Linked DNA regions of Mus musculus: region 1 is linked to region 2. A link is a loop called in an ENCODE intact Hi-C map of the cell type or tissue named here. Cell type or tissue: heart. All regions are shown on one strand.

What was found. Peaks named below come from ENCODE experiments on the same cell type or tissue, not always from the same donor. Only the 100,000 strongest peaks of a DNase experiment are listed, where the experiment ranks them.
Region 1: it touches region 2 in a loop (7-fold over the local background); 22 of 42 quality-filtered maps call a loop at or near these places.

Annotation. Positions count from the first base shown.
Region 1 is chr13:112,905,055-112,913,054 of GRCm38, forward strand. It overlaps Mtrex (Mtr4 exosome RNA helicase), which reads right to left. Exons shown (of 27, transcript NM_028151.2): 8 at 5,856-5,980; 9 at 4,762-4,860; 10 at 3,841-3,943; 11 at 1,931-2,062; 12 at 1-11. Among named protein-coding and RNA genes, the nearest start is that of Mtrex, 18 kb to the right of the region's middle. In heart, a CTCF peak has its summit at 4,806 (motif pointing left); no DNase peak of the experiment used is centred here.
Region 2 is chr13:112,669,273-112,677,272 of GRCm38, forward strand. Slc38a9 (solute carrier family 38, member 9) reads left to right here. Exons shown (of 15, transcript NM_178746.4): 2 at 315-459. The coding sequence starts at 350. Gm52034 (a long non-coding RNA gene) reads right to left here and starts at 4,095. Exons shown (of 2, transcript XR_003950560.1): 1 at 4,001-4,095; 2 at 292-2,756. In heart, CTCF peaks have their summits at 2,641 (motif pointing right) and 4,933 (motif pointing right); a DNase peak (open chromatin) is centred at 5,009.

The DNA.
Region 1 (8,000 bases), 240 kb after region 2:
CTTTTCTTCATCTATGAGAAAAAATTCAATGGCACATAAATATTAAAATGGATCAGTGGTACTAAACCTCACTCATTAAAAAAATAAGTCTATAAAAAGCTGTGGCCCTCTCTGCCCCAGTCCATCAGTCAGAGGGCAAAGGGCGCAGAGACTGAAGGGGACTAAAGGGGTGATGAGAAGCCCTGTGAGTCTGCCTGGTGAGTGACAGCCCGGGACCAGTGCAGGGAAGCAGATCACCGTAACCTGGCTTCTGTAATTCAAGGCTTATATCATTTGGGGAACAGGGACTAGGAACATCCAAGATGGGCAAAGGTCGTTGGCTAAAGGTTTAGGGTACCGAGATGTCTCATTAGCATCGAGAAGCATTGAGAAGCATTCAGGAGTCTCAGGTGCTGGCTGACTGGGTTTGTATTGAGAGAAAGGAAGGTAAAGCTGTAATCTAAGTAAGGTTACATGATATTGTGCAGGGAGATGCACATACACTGTGTGTGTGTGTGTGTGTGTGTGTGTGTGTGTGTGTGTTGGGGGGGGGGGGGCGGGGGCTGAATTCCCTGACAAGATCAGAGAAGGGGAAGCCCTGCCATTGAAGAGAGTCCTCCATTCTGTGCTGAGCTCAGAAGGCTACCCAGTCAATCACAGACTTTGAAATTAATTAGCAGAGTTTCCCCACAAAAGTCAAAGTAAAGAATCAGGGTTTTTTAAGCCACCCCACAAGACACAACTCACTGTCCTTGAAACACATCTAGCAGTTTTAATACATGAAAAAGTTAATAAACTCAGTAACAATATTAAGAGGTTGAGGCAGGAGCTGCCATGAATTGCAGGCCAGCTAGAGCTACAATAGCAATAATTACATCAAAGGAACTGAGGGCGACACTCGATTCAAACATCTACAGGTTCTTACCAACCGGGTACTGCTCCGAGGTAACGGAGGCTGAGTGCAGTAAAGCACTGCTCGTAACTGTAGAGTGTCAATCCCAAAGCCTATATTGTTAGTGTCTCTCTTTACTGTGCCAACCGAGGAATAGATTCTCAAAAACTATCTGATATATTACTCATACATAACCCCCAGTCCTTAAGAATAATTACAATACTGAAAGTTATAACAAGCAAAGCAATTTACCTGTCATCTCATTTTTACCCATGGAAAAGACTTTAAAGCACATAAAGAAAATATGAAAATATGATAACTGAGTTTTTTTCATTTGTTTTGAGACAATATCTCCAATGTTGCCCCAGCTGGCTTCCAGTCCTACTGCTTCGGCTTCCCAAATGCTAGGATTACAGGCCTACATCTCCACACCAGGATAAAACGAAAATTAATTTTGGATTACTCAAGATTTATTATTTGGATTACACATAAGTAGATGAAAATGAATAAGCACTGAAGTGGCAGTCTGGGCTTGGTTATGCTACTCCCCAGCTGTGTAACGTTAAGTGAGATACATTTCTGTGAACATACACTTGCTGGATGTTTTGAGAAATTCAGCACACTGAGGCAAAGAGTGGGTTTAGATTACTGCAAGAATAAAGAACAGTGCTTTCAATAAAATTATCCTTTATTGAATGAGAGACAGATTCAGAATAACTGAATTTATGAAGTACAAGAAAGTATGACTGTAATAGTTCTCAGTAATATTCCCTGGCTTTTTAAATATAGAGATATGTATTTATATCTTCCAATAAAATAGGAGGGCCAAGGTTTGGGCTGCAGCGGTACAGCGCTTGCCCATCATATACCAGGCCCAAGGGGAGATGGAGGACGAAGAAACAGAGAAAACCTTATAAAGACTTTGCAAAGATGCTGAGTCCAAACGATTATGATTATAAGCAAATTGCATATGCTACTAATATAAGTAGATATACTACCAAGAATTTACTTTAGACTAATGCAGCTACAACATTAAAACCACATGGAAATGATCAGTACCTGTGTTGAAGTCTAGCTTCGTCATCTGAAGAGCATATGCTTCACAGTCCTTCTTACTGAAACTGAAGATGATCACAGGCTGGAAATTTCTCTCCATAATCATCTTCACAATCTTGAACACATTTGATGGACCTAAAAAGGGCAAATAAGTCACACCCTAAATTAACTCAAGATGGAGAATAGATCTAAGTAAAACTGTAAAATAAAATTTAAAAGACGCCTATAGTAAAAAACAAGATGGAGACCTTCAAAGCATCGTTGGCTCTGACATTCAGAGTAGAAGCATTGTGACAGAGAATAAAACGAGATTTCACCAGTGTGAAGAACTCTGCTTTTAACAGACATGAGCAGTAAGTAAAAAAACCAACCCCAGTTTTCTACAATATGGAAAAAACTCTCAAGTTATCTATTTGATACAGGTCCACCTGGAATGTAAGAACGTTTAAAACTCAAAGACAATCCAATTTACAGTAAGACAATTGGGGTGCTAAGAAATGGCTCAGCAGTTAAGAGCCCTTGTTAACCATGAGGACCAGAGATGGAGTCCCCGCACTTGTGACAAGTGGGGCTCATAACTAAACTTCAGCTCCAAGGGACCCAATGCCCTTTCTGCCCTCCAAAGGCACAAATACATACAGATATACACACATGTAAGATAAATTTTAAAACAAATTTTTAATTTTTTTCAAGTGCACAAAGGATGATAATGATGCCAAAAGTCTATAGTAAGAGGTTTACCATCAGTGGCCACAGGGAGACACAGATGCGGAGCACACTGAAACACTACTTCACGTTTACTAGGATTATAAGCCACTATACACAACTAAGCATCAATCTAGAAGTGGAGGAAAATGGTACTCAAAAATTCCTCAAAGGAATAGCATGAAAAATGCAAAATGGTGTAGCTACTTTGGAAAATATGTAGCAGTAATCAAAAGGTTAAATTTCCCATAACTCACCAATTCTCCTAGATACAGACCCAGAAAAAAAGAAAACACATATTTCTACAAAAACTTGTAGTACAAGCAAAATGTTTACAGCACTATTATGCATATTCTACAAAAAAAAAACCCAGAAACTCCATATCTACTCAAATACTGTATATTCTCATGAAACAATATTATTTGATCACATATACACTCACAGAGTGAAATACTGACACATAGTATAATACACACAGTGTATGAATCTCATGTCATTCAAAGGAGTCAGCTACAAAAGACCATGTGGAACTATTTTCATGATACATCCAGAGAAGTCAAATTGATGGAGGCAGAAAAAGAGACTAACTTAAAAAGATAGCTAAGTCTGTGGCACACAAGGAAAATGGATGAGGAGCCTGGGGAGAGAAGAGTCGGAGGAAATTTCCTTAGAAATGGGTAGTAGGAGGGCTGGAGAGATGGCTCAGCGGTTGAGAGCACTGAATGCTCTTCCAGAGGTCATGAGTTCAAATCCCAGCAACCACATGGTGGCTCACAACTATCTGTAAAGAGATCTGATGCCCTCTTCTGGTGTGTTTGAAGACAGCTACAGTGTACTTACATAGAATAAATCTTTTAAAAGAATGGGTAGTAGGAACAGTTGCACAGTTCTATGAATCTACTAGAAATTATCATACTGAATTTTAAAATAATGAATTTCATGGTATGGAAATCATATGGAAATTCAAAGCTGACTCTGGCAATGGTTTTGCAATCATGTGAATGAATATACCTGAACCCACTAATTACCACTTTATGTGGGTAAACTATAAACTACATATTACACTTAAATTAATGCCATGTAAGAAAAACATCGCCCTTTATTCATCCAAATTTGTCATACATCAACTATATCTTTACAAAGCTCCCTCAAAAAACATCAAAAGACAGACAAGTAAACTTCTGTCTAAAAGCTAAGCCCCGAATTACCTTTTGTTCCTCCTTTCCGTCCCTTCTGGTCTCCTTTGGCCAAATCACCTGCATCCCGCAGCACTTGCATTGCAGTGTTAAAATTATCTTCTCTGAAGTCACCCTAGAATCATATTTTTTTCTATATAACTTTGCAAATCGATAATCAAGGCTAGAGAAACGACTCAGTGGCTAAACGTGTGTGTGTTCTTACAGAGGGCCTGGGCTCAGTTCCGGGAACACGGAGCGACTCACAAATAGTTAACCATAACTTAAACATTTCTTAAACATAAAGTTTCTCTAAAGAACAATTTTTTTTATGTATGTGAGTACACTGTCACTGTCCTCAGACACACAAGAGGTCAATGTATCCCATTACAGATGGTTGTGAGCCACCACGTGGTTGCTGGGAATTGAACTCAGGACCTCTGTGGAAGAGCAGTCAGTGCTCTTAACCACTAAGCCATCTCTCCAGCCCCAAAGAACAAACTTTAATGCAACAAGATTTTAACAAAGGCCACTTAAGTGATTTGTGATAATAAAGTCTGTTCAAGGAGAATTGAAACTGAACAAGACATAAATCATCCGGCACATCAGAGCGCTTGTTCTCCGGCAGTTGAGAATGGAAGAAAGTGAATTCATGGGTGACATAAAAGTCTCAAATTTAATTTGTTTTTAAATCATCATTTCACTAAGTTGGCCTCAAACTCCTGGGAACAAAAAACTTATCTGAGCTTCCCAAGAGCCAAGACTACAGGCGAGCACTACCACAGCATCATCAGATACTATTTAAAGAATTATTCTTAACGAGTAAAAGTATTTGAGACCGGGGGGGGGGGGGGGGGAGTATGTAGGGGGTGGTTAATATTTTCTCCGTTCACAATTGAGGAAAAGGAACATATAAAAGATGGCATTACAGAGACATGTGCATTCTTCTCTTACATTTTCATCAACCACCAGGTGAAGGCCATCTCCCCCTGCTGGAAATATGTAGTGTTGCAGTGGAGTGGGTCGATAATCAGTGTAAATAACATGACAGGGCTGTAAAGGGAAAGAATTTAAAAAAGTTGTATTTCAAGGTAAACTGTATATTTGATCTACTCAACAAAAATAAAATTTGAGAAAATAAAATTGGCTTAAATATTTGACAAGAATTTAACACTTTCAAACAAGCTTAAAAGCCAGGTAAGTGAAAAATGGGGGAAAGAAATAGATCTACTAATTCATACCACAATCTGATTTTTAATTTACCAGTTCCATAATCAAGGCCAAGTATATGGTCTGAACTTCAATTACCCATGAACTCATCCTAGAGTACTGCAGTCACAGACACTGCCTCTAGCTACAGAGGCTACTGTGGTGATAGAAGGCATCCCTGATGTATGAAAACAAAACAAAACTCAACAGCAGAACTCTAGCTCCATGAGGAGATTCACTGAAGCCACAGAGAAGGAGAGTGACACTGACATCACCTACATAAAGTCAGTTCATGAGGGTAACTATAAAGCAAGGGCAGAAACACAAAACCAATATCCTTTCAGCACTCACAAACAAGCATTTGTGGCACGCACAGTCTTACACTGACATCCAAGTTACACTAGAAATGCAAAGGAGAAACAAAGAATACTAAATGTGAATGTATTTTCATAAGAGCTAGCAAATCAAACGCTAAAGAGATGGGTAGGCTTTTTTGGTCTTCCTTAGAAAAACTTCTGCACTGGGTGCTGGAGCTCACTGTCAGAGTAAATGCACATTATTGCCAAACGTGGGAGAGCATCAGGACTCACTTGGCAACTTTTACAAGATGAGATTCCAAAGCCCAACTCGTAGAGGCTCAGCTACACTGGATTGGAGCTGGAACTCAGACATGAATGTTCTAGCCAGTCTACTCAATTTATAAGCTGCTTGATTTAGGAAGTAGATTCCCAGTAAACTGCCTTCTTTATCCTTAAGAGCATAAGGAAAATCTATAAGAAGATGGCAAGCCCAATCAGCAAGAGTTAAATAGTGAAGACATAAAAAGTGTATACATGTACCTGTTTATGTAGGTGACAAATCCATTCAGCAAACTGTCGAGCATTTGGAATAGTAGCCGAAAGAAAGACATAGTGAACATTATCTGGAAGCAAAATAATAGTTTCTTCCCATACTACACCACGCTCTAAGAAACAAAAATATAGTTTGGAATTTAGTGTTAGCTAAGTGATAGTAAGTTATTTTCTCATAAGCTTACGAATTGAATTTGCAAACTACTTTACACAAGCATATTTTTTGGCCACAGACCATACTGAAACCTGCTTCTGCTCATGGCGCTATGGAGCAGATACAAGAGTAAGGCAGAACAGACCCTGAGAAAGCAGTTCCCACTGTAGCCTTCCGGTTAACAGACAGGAGCCCAGTACCAAGGCAGCTGACAGCATTTCCACTTCACTGGAGAAGCAGAGGTTAACAATGCCTAGGACACTACAGCAATACATCTACAAGTCACGCTATTGCTATTCCACATGAAAGACTTCTGGAAATAAAAGACGGATCTGATGAACAGTACATTCGAAATGGGTGTAGTGCTCTTAAAACGTCCTATCCTATCTCTAACTAAGAAACATTAACTCTACCTCTTATTAATAAAATTCCTTAATTGTTTTGTAAAACTACTTTAAAAAGTATTTTAATAGCTTATTATTATCAATGACTTGAAAATACTTAGTTGGGTTTTTTTAATACAGTTTTGAATATATAGTTTCAAAAAATGTCTCTCTGTTCCACGTTATTTTTTTCTCTTTGCATCTTAATATTTATTTTAATAATTAACTTTTTCTTATACTTTCATGATATATTTAAGTTTGTTTAGCACAAGATCTGAGTGAGATTATTTGCAGTGCTCAGTGGTGTGAGTGTTTGTGTGCATGCGTGTGCCGTGGCAATTGTTTGGAGGTCTAATCCTAGTATTTGGATCCTGGGAATGAACTCAGATTGCCAGTCTCAGGGGTAAGAGCCTTAACCCACTAGTTGGTCCAGGACTCACGGTTTTTAAAGCAAATAGAAAATATGCTCAGAAGTATCTGTAGGAATTTGGCAAAAGTAAAAGTGTTGCTGTTTTCTTACATTATTTTTATCATGAATACACAGATCAGCAGATCTAAACCTGTGGGTCACGACCCCTTTGGGGTCACAAATAAGATATTTACATTATAATTCCTAATAGTATCAAAATTATAGTTATGAAGTAGCAATGAAATGACATATGGTTGGGGTCACCACAACATCATGAACTCTATTAAAAAAGGTTTCAGCATTAGCAAAGTTGAGAAACACCGATATAGACTAATTGAATTCTTTAAATAAAAACCCAATCTTACATTAGGTATGTACATATTAAACATTAGCTTTTAAATGTTAAATTTTCTGGTATATCCAAAATTACAACCACATTTACTTTTGAAGAGATATTAGTTAAGGCAGTGTTGTTTCACTTGCTTATTTAATACTTACTTTTTTTTTTTTTTTACAAATATACATTTATGGGTTTATAAAACTAAATTAACTTAAAAATGACTGTTACCTTTGTAAACCAGAAGGTCTATATATTCTTTCATATTAAATAATTATTGAGAGTCAGACAGGCAGTGGTGGTTCATGCCTCTAATCCTAGCACTCAGGGGGCAGACCCAGGTGAGCTCTGTGAATTTGAGGCCAGCCTATTCTACAGAGGGAGTTTTAGGATAGCCAAGGATACACAGAGAAACCCTGTCTCAAAAGACCACAGAAAAAAGTAACAGTAATAACAATATAATGATGATGATGATAATTACTGAGCTGCTTATGTGGAGAGGAGGGCAAGGCCCTGGCACGTAGCCTACACTACCACTGATCTCATTTCTTCTAGCTCCGCCTCCCCCATCTCCCAGGTGCTGGTATTACAGGCATGTCACACATCTAGCTTAGTGAGCTCTCTTTAAAAGCAAGCTACTTTTAAATCCATTTGCTTTACTTGAATGTAAAATTGGTATAATTTTATCCAATGAGTATTACTACTTAAGGAACTAAACTTTAATTAAGTGATACTGGAAATATTTTATCAGGTTGTCCACAATTTGAATATGTAATAGTTCACTGGAATTCTAGTTACATAAAACTGAAAATCAATCCAAAAATTCTTACTCAAAATTATTAATGGCATT
Region 2 (8,000 bases):
CATCTGTATAGTCCTGGAAATGAATTGTCTCACTTATTTTTCTTTAGGCTGAAAGACAAAAAAAGAAAAACCACTCAAGTTAGTAATGATACATGTCAATCACTTACCTCCTTTAAGCCCTGGCGGCTTTGCACCGTGGTCCTAGGCTTGCCTAAGAGTCGGAGACCAACCTGGGGAATAGGGAGCCGCCTTTAAAAACGATACTAGCAGCAAATTCCCATACCTCTCTATTTTGTCTGCATGCAAATATATTAAAAATAGTAAAATGTTTTTAAGATTAAACAAAATTACTTTTTTTTTCCTGGTTGCTATAGGACTGGCTGCCCCAGTGCCTGGAATCTGAGGGAAAATGGCAAGTGTGGATGGTGATTCCAGGCATCTTCTCTCTGAGGTGGAACATGAAGTAAGCCCTGGGCCTATGAACATCCAGTTTGATTCATCAGATCTGAGATCTAAAAGGTGAGGTCTTAATGTGCTCACTTCATACCTAGGGCTTCTAGCAATTAAGATATAATACAGTACAGCCCAAAAGATCAATAGAATCGATAATGAAATCATCATTTTCTTACAGGACTCATACCCTGATGTGTGTGCATATGAGTCCTGTTTCCTCACTTGCACATTTTTGTGTCTTGGAATAAACGAGTCTGTTAAGCAAAGGGCTGGGTTTTGTCAAGGAGGGCGCATGTATGTAAGGGACTCGGATGCCTGTTGGTTGCCCGCTTCGTGCAGAGTAATCTGATACTACAGATAGAAAAGGAATAGGCCTTTGCCTTCACTGAGCTACAATGACAGCGGGTAACTTAAAATCACTTGAGATTAAATAATCTTTCAGTTTATGACTGGAAACCTCAAGAGAATCTCCTTTAAAAAAAAAAAAAGTCCCAGTAAGTGAGTTCGATCAAGTAGTTATTGGGTAGAAAGATGCTGACGTGAGTAAGATGCTTAGTGTGCAACTGAAGGACCAAAGGTTGCATCCTAGCAACCACATAAGCTAGATGTGAGCCCACGTACAACTTTAAACACAGTGATGGAGTGAGTCGAGATAGGAGGATCACCACGACTTGCTGGCTGCCAGTCTATAAAAAACAAACAAACAAACAAACAAACAACCCACATGAGTTCCAGAAAGAGACCTTGCCTCTTAGAAACAAGATGGAAGATAATTGCCCTCCTCTGGCCTCAATGCATATACAAACTTGTGGGCACACATACACAAAGTGATTACTTACAAAATAGGCAAAAATAAGACCAAATGTGTGATGGCCCATTCCTAGCATTTAGCACTCAAGAGGCAGAGGCAGGAAGATTGTGAGATTGGGGCCAGCCTGGGCTACTTACTCATACCTAGTCTGTTAAAAAAAAAAAAGAAAGAAAAAGAAAAAGGAAAAGAAAAGAAAAGAAAAGAAAGAAGTAACATGCAAAAAGCCCCGAGGCACCAGCAAGATGGCTCAGCAGGAAAAGGCCACTGAGCCTGACTACTTGAGTTAAATCCCCAGGATTCACAGGATGGCGGGAGAGAACTTACCCAAAGAAAGTGTTCAGACCTGCAGATAAATACAATAGCACTTGTGTGTTCACACTCTAGATAAATAAATGAAGAAAGAAAGAGAGGAAAAAAAGATGAGAAAATGAGATAGAAAAATATATAAAATACGCTTGCAGTAGTTTTAACAGGAATGTGCAAAATCTGTGAGAAAAACTAAAATGTTCCTGAATGATGTAACATGGGATTTGGAATATTTCATCAAATCTGAGATGCTGTTGGTTGTCAATTGCGTTTAAAATATACAAAGCCTGGCATAGTGGCACGTGCTTTTAATCCCAACACTTGTGAGGTACAAACTGGCAGATTTCTATGGGTTTGAGGCCAGTGTGGTCTAGAGTGAGTTCCAGGAGAGCTGGGGCTACATACTGAGACTTGACTTGCATGGTGGGCAGGTAGGTAGGTAGGTAGGTCGGTCAGTCAGCCAGTGGGTCAGAAAGACGCACTGATAGACAGACGGACAAAGAGGGTTTGGAACGAAGTTCAGTGGTTAAGAGAACTGACTGTTCTGTTAGAGGACCTGGATTTGATTCCTAGCACACACATACATGATAGCTCACAACTGTCCGTAATTCCAGTCCCAGGAGATCTGACGCCTTCTTCTGTTCTCCATCAACAGTAGCCATGCACATGGTGCACAGACATTCTTGCAGACAAAGCACCCATACACATAATCAGATCATTTCAAAAACCCCAACCCACAACACGCACACACTCACTCACGCATGCTGTGCCCGTGTGTATCATACATGTACAGTACTGGACTTGGAATTTTTGCTGTGTTTTCACTGGAAGAACTCTTGACCGTATGTGTTACTTCTCATTTGTCTCTTATGGAACTATACAAGTTGATCATAGAAACAAAGTGCATTGGTTAAGACATTATTAACACCTCACACTTAAAAACCCTGGCTCTTCTGGATCAGCTTTTGATTTAGTCATCAGACCAGTTGTGTGTCCCTCCTACGTGGACAATTGTCCTTTGGCCGGAAAGAGAGTGGGTGGCTTTGATGACACAGCCTTCCTTGGTTTCTTCAGCAGCACTGAGGCCGCGCGCAGGTTCCCGTCCTTGCACTGTCCCGGTCTCACCAGATGGCGTCATGAGAGGCCTTCTCACTTCCGGTTCCCATGCCTTCCTTCAGTGGTTTGACAGAGATGGCCTGGCAGTCGGATGTCAGCACACCACCAGAAGTAGCGAGCACACTGCCACCTGGCCAACAGTAATTCAGACATCCGGTGTTAGAGATTGTGAGGTGTCCTCGTTTAGAAATGTTTAAGTGCATATATTAGAAAAGTATCTTATCAGTAAGCTATGACAGAAGTCATTGTCTACTGCCGGCAGGAAGAATACAATTGTGATGTAGGGGGGATTAAATCCAGGGGAGAGGCTCTGTCAGTGAAGTATTTGTCACACAAACTTGAGCCCCCATATAAAATCCAGGAGCTATGGTGTGTACCTGTAACCACCACACTAGGGAGGCAGGGACAGATGGCTTCTGGAGAGCATTGGCTAGCGAGGCCAGCCAAATTGATGAGCTCCAGGCTGGTAAGAGACTGTCTCAATAAATAGCAAATAAATAAACAAACCATCTCAAATATGCCACTAAATGAGAGAGAGAGAGAGAGAGAGAGGTAGTTCAATTAGATACCTGATGATGACGTCTGGCCTTTTTATACTTGTGCTCACATATTCTTATGTACACCAGAAAAAAGAATTTAACCCACAAATTTTGTGTGATCCTCCACTCAGATCCCAGCGGCAACTCTGAGGTTTCTGGGTAGCAGAATCTCACTGCCTTACAGCGTCAACCGGTGCCTGCGTGGGGTCATATACGTTGCTAAGATTGAGTGACTAAAATATGTTTTCTTCCAGGGCTGAAAAACTACATTATAGTGTGTTCATACAATGAAATATTTTTCATCTAATAAAAAGGAGGTGGGCTTATGACATACCAAAATGAAACAACTCTTCGAGTTATTTTGTTAAAAGAAAAAAGTGAGTTGCAGAGCAGTATGTATAGTCTGCCACCATTCATGTAAAGTTGCTCGCTGTATTGTAGACAATACAGTATGTGCAGATGGAGTCGGGAAGGCTTGGGTGGCTGAGAGGAGCTGCACAGCTGAGGTAAGGGAGCCTGGTGCATAGAGTTAGTAGGTCCTCAGTACCCAGTCAGTGACTACCCTCGTTGCTATCAGCAGAATGTTAGTCTAGATAAGAGCTGCAGCTATTTCCAGCCCAGGAGATAAGAAAGATTGCAGTGAGCTGATCCTGGCGGTATTGTTATCATTTCTTCCGATAGTTGATGTTTCAGTTTTTCTTGTAGCTAAAACTGGTAGTGTGAAATTTATCCCTGAAGAAAGTGTCGTTAACAGTGGCTATCAGAAGAAACAGAGAAATCGATAATTGTGATTCTCACTGGTATATTTCAGTATTAGTGAATGTAGTCCACTTACAAATGCTGACTGAATGCTTAGAGTTTTTCTTGAAGCTTCTAAGTTCTGTGATAAATAATTGGCCACTGTGACAATGAGTCATAGGTCATTAAAGTGCATTCCATTATGACAAGTCGGCAGTTCAGTTCCTTGAAATTTTAATCTAACAGGGTATATTAAATGGAAATACATTTTCTATAATGAAACTTCAAAAAGGAAGGAGTCCGCTATTTTCAATCCTGGCGTAACTGGTAAGAAAGGAGAGCAACCACTTGTAAGAACTTAGCAGTCCTTGTTGCTTCTGCTTGTGGGATAATCTCTGCTGGAGAAAGCAGAGACTATTAGATGAGAAAAAGTATGTGAGTACTTTAAGACATTGTTCCTGCTGAGGGATAGAGTCTCCAACTTTCCATGTAAATAAAATGTAGACAACTAGTATCAAGCTTCAGTTCTTTGAGTCACCATGCTCTGGTGCCCCCTTGTGTATATACATCTCTCTCTCTCTCTGTATGTATGTATGTATGTGTATATACACACACACACACACACACACACACATATATATATATATATATATATATATATATATATATATATATATATACATATATATATATATACACATATACATATATACATGCATATACATACATATACATACATACATACACACACACACACACACACACATATATATATTATAATTGGATGTTTCTTAGCAGTCTGCTCCCCTTCCAGCTCTGAGTTCATTTAGCTTTATCTCATGTTTGTAAAGTGAGGACTTTAGAGTGCTTATACTTGTCTATTGTATATTGCTATATACACCAGCCAGTCAGCGTTCACGATTGTGGTGTCAAGGGTCATCCTGCACTTGGGAAACTTTGGCTATAGGATGATGGGAGACAACATTTGATGTCTGAGTATTTCTTGGCCTACGGTTAGCTTGTGTTATTTTTCTACCTCCCACTAGGTGGCATTCGCGTCTTACATGTAAGACTTTTAGCTGGCACAGACTAAGGGGTTGCAGGCCAAGCATTTTGACAAGTGGAGTCTAAAGCAGGCGGAGGAAGGGCTGTGCCGTTGTAAGCTGCATGCCATCGGCATGTGGATCATTTAGGTGCATTATAAAAAAGTAAGGCCCCTGTTTCTTCAGCACGCCTCCCTCTGATGCTATTTTGTCACCTGTTTGGAGAGAGAATGAACAATAAAAAAGTAAATGGAAGAGCAGAAAGGTCTAGAAGTCTGCTGTGTTCTATTCGATACATTCTACTGGGAATGAGCAGGCTTTTCTCAGGCTTTTGGAGGCTACTAATGAGCTGGTACTCAGGGTAGCCTCATATTTTCCTACTGCTCTGTGACTATGCCCTGGGAAAGTTGACCACCCCAGCCAGCCAACAAAGTTATGAAATGGTTGATTTTTAATTTCTTTCCAGTTCTGGGTATTGAACCCATGGCCTTGTGTATTGCTACGCAAACCCTCTACTGTGGCTTGGCTCGGTTTTTAGCTTTCCCCTTCTCTGTGTGTCTTTGTTTCCCCTTTCCTTCTGCTGCTCCTTATAGGCCCAGGGTGACACCGTAAGGCAGGAGCTCACTCAGGCCCCAACCCCCTAAGCATGCTCTGTACACAGACTTTTCTCCTACAGCTTACTTACCAGCACTCGGCTGCTCTGCTCTTGTAGGACTCTGTTGCCCACTTGGTATCAAAATGGAGAATAATCTGATCTATCAGAGATATCATCTATTAAACTCACAGGGCTGTTTTCATTTCAACACCAAAACATCTCAAAATACCAAATCCTAACATTCAAGCTTTTGCTATTGAGGATGTTGTAGTGCTCTAACAAGCCACCATTAATTGGATATCTCAAATGCACAGCTTCCTCACACCCTTGGAGTGTGTAAGATACATTATGGCACCTTGCTGTTTAGGGTACCTACAGTCTGTGCATTTGTGAATCAGCCTCTCTATTTCTCCTCCCACAAATGCTGTCACTGTAGATCAGCCTGAGTTGACAGTGGGTATTTGCGGCCCTAGGAGAGAGGAAGACTCAAGCCGTTTCCCAAGGCAAAGTAAAATGTTTAATAGATGCTGGCGTATGGCAGCAACTGGAAGTGGTTACCCGGTGCTTGATGATTTTATAGTTTGGGATTATATAGGCAACAAAAATGAGAAGAATTCAGGCAGTGGGAGACAATGTTCTTAGCATGCACAAGGCCCTAAATTTGATCTTAAAACTTCCTAAAAAGAGGAAGGGGAGGGGGAGAAAAAGAGAAATTGATTTTCCCAGGAGGGCTAGTGTGCTAAGCTACCATGAATTACACGATGAAGAGCTTGCCACCAAGCAGTCATAACTAGATGGACAGGACCTCAATTGTTGCTGGTATCACTGCGCTGGGGCAAGCATACAAATTGTATTACTCCCTCCATCAAACCCATCTCTCCCCTCTCTCCTCTGCTCCTTTCCCTCCCCCTCCTTTTCCCTCCTTGGCCCAATTTTCTCCATACTTTCCCACCTTCTCCTCTTTCTTTTGTCCCTCAAAGAACTATATTTTTGCCAAATGCTTAAGGAAAGAAAATTCTTGGTCTTAGTGTTAGAGGCACCTTAAATTTGCATGTGACTTTGTTACTTCACTAGATGAAGTTTTTTTTCTAGTCTCATTGGAATCCTCTTATTCTCTCAAATGCTTGGTTTCTGTGCCTTTTCCCTTCTCTCCCTCTGCCCTAGACATCTTTTTAAACGTTTCCCCTTCGGTCGGTATCTGCTCAGCTCACCTGAGTTTAGCCCTTTAGCCCTGTCAGCTCCGGGGTGTTTGCGTGTCTGTTTTGTTTTCTTCCCACTCCTGGGAAGTTCGTTGTACTTTATTGTACTTTCTCCCTCTCTCACTGACATTAGTGAGAGAAGCCCGAAGACCAAGGGAGCTTTTGGAGGTAATTGATACTCCGCAGGGTCAAGTCAAAGTTATTTTGTTGAGCAGAAAAAGTATGAAGAGTTAATGAAGAGTTAAGGCAAAAAAAACAAAAACAGAAACAAAACCCTTATCTGTCTGGTCAGTGTTAGGTCAAGGGTGTAGTCAGAAGGAATTTGTGGGTGCAGTATAATATCACCACCACCAGAGCTTGGAGCCAGTAGTGGTAACAAGAGAGTCAAGATGGCTTTCAACAGGCTAAAGGCCGGATGCTAATAATGTACGTGAAATGGGTCTGGGGTCTTAGGAAGACAGCTTAAGTCTGTGAAGACCTCGCCTTACAAGCATGAGGTCCTGATTTTGATCCCCAGAAACCCCATGAGGAGGTTGGTGCAGTGACACATGCTTGAGATCCCACTGCTGGGGAACGAGATGGATCTCACGTACATTAAAGATAATGTTCTCAGAGGAAGCTAGATACGTGTCATATCATGGCAGCACGGTGGCACAGCCTGCAATCCCAGCTCTTGGAGCTGGGAGGCAAGAGGATTGTGAGTTTCAGGCCAGTCTGAGCTACAAGAGACCCTATCTTAAAGCATCAAAAAAAAAAAAAAAGAAAAAGAAAAAGAAAGAAAAAATTAGAAAATGATACCATGTGTGATTGTTATTCTGTCTTATGTAAAGATCAAAAGGAATCAAAACCAAAATGCACATGTCCATCATTCACGCATGTTTCTCAGCCATGCACCAAAATGTTGCTGGGTCATTTAGTTCGTTCTGCAGTGTTCAGATTGAATCCAGAGCCTGCTACATGCTAAGCAAATGCTGTACTACTGAGTAATGAACCCAGCACACCAGCAATTATCTCAACAATGTTTACATTATCTGCAGTATATATATATATACATATATATGTGTGTGTGTGTGTATGTATATGTATATATATGTATGTATGTGTGTCTGTGTGTATGTATATATATATATATATAACTTTTCTGATGAGATACATTACTTTTCTGATTTATAATACAAACACGATATTGAAGGATAAGCTGGCTTTCCTTAAGTTTTTGTTTAAATCGCCTGTGCTTCTGTAGGATCATGTTCATTTTCT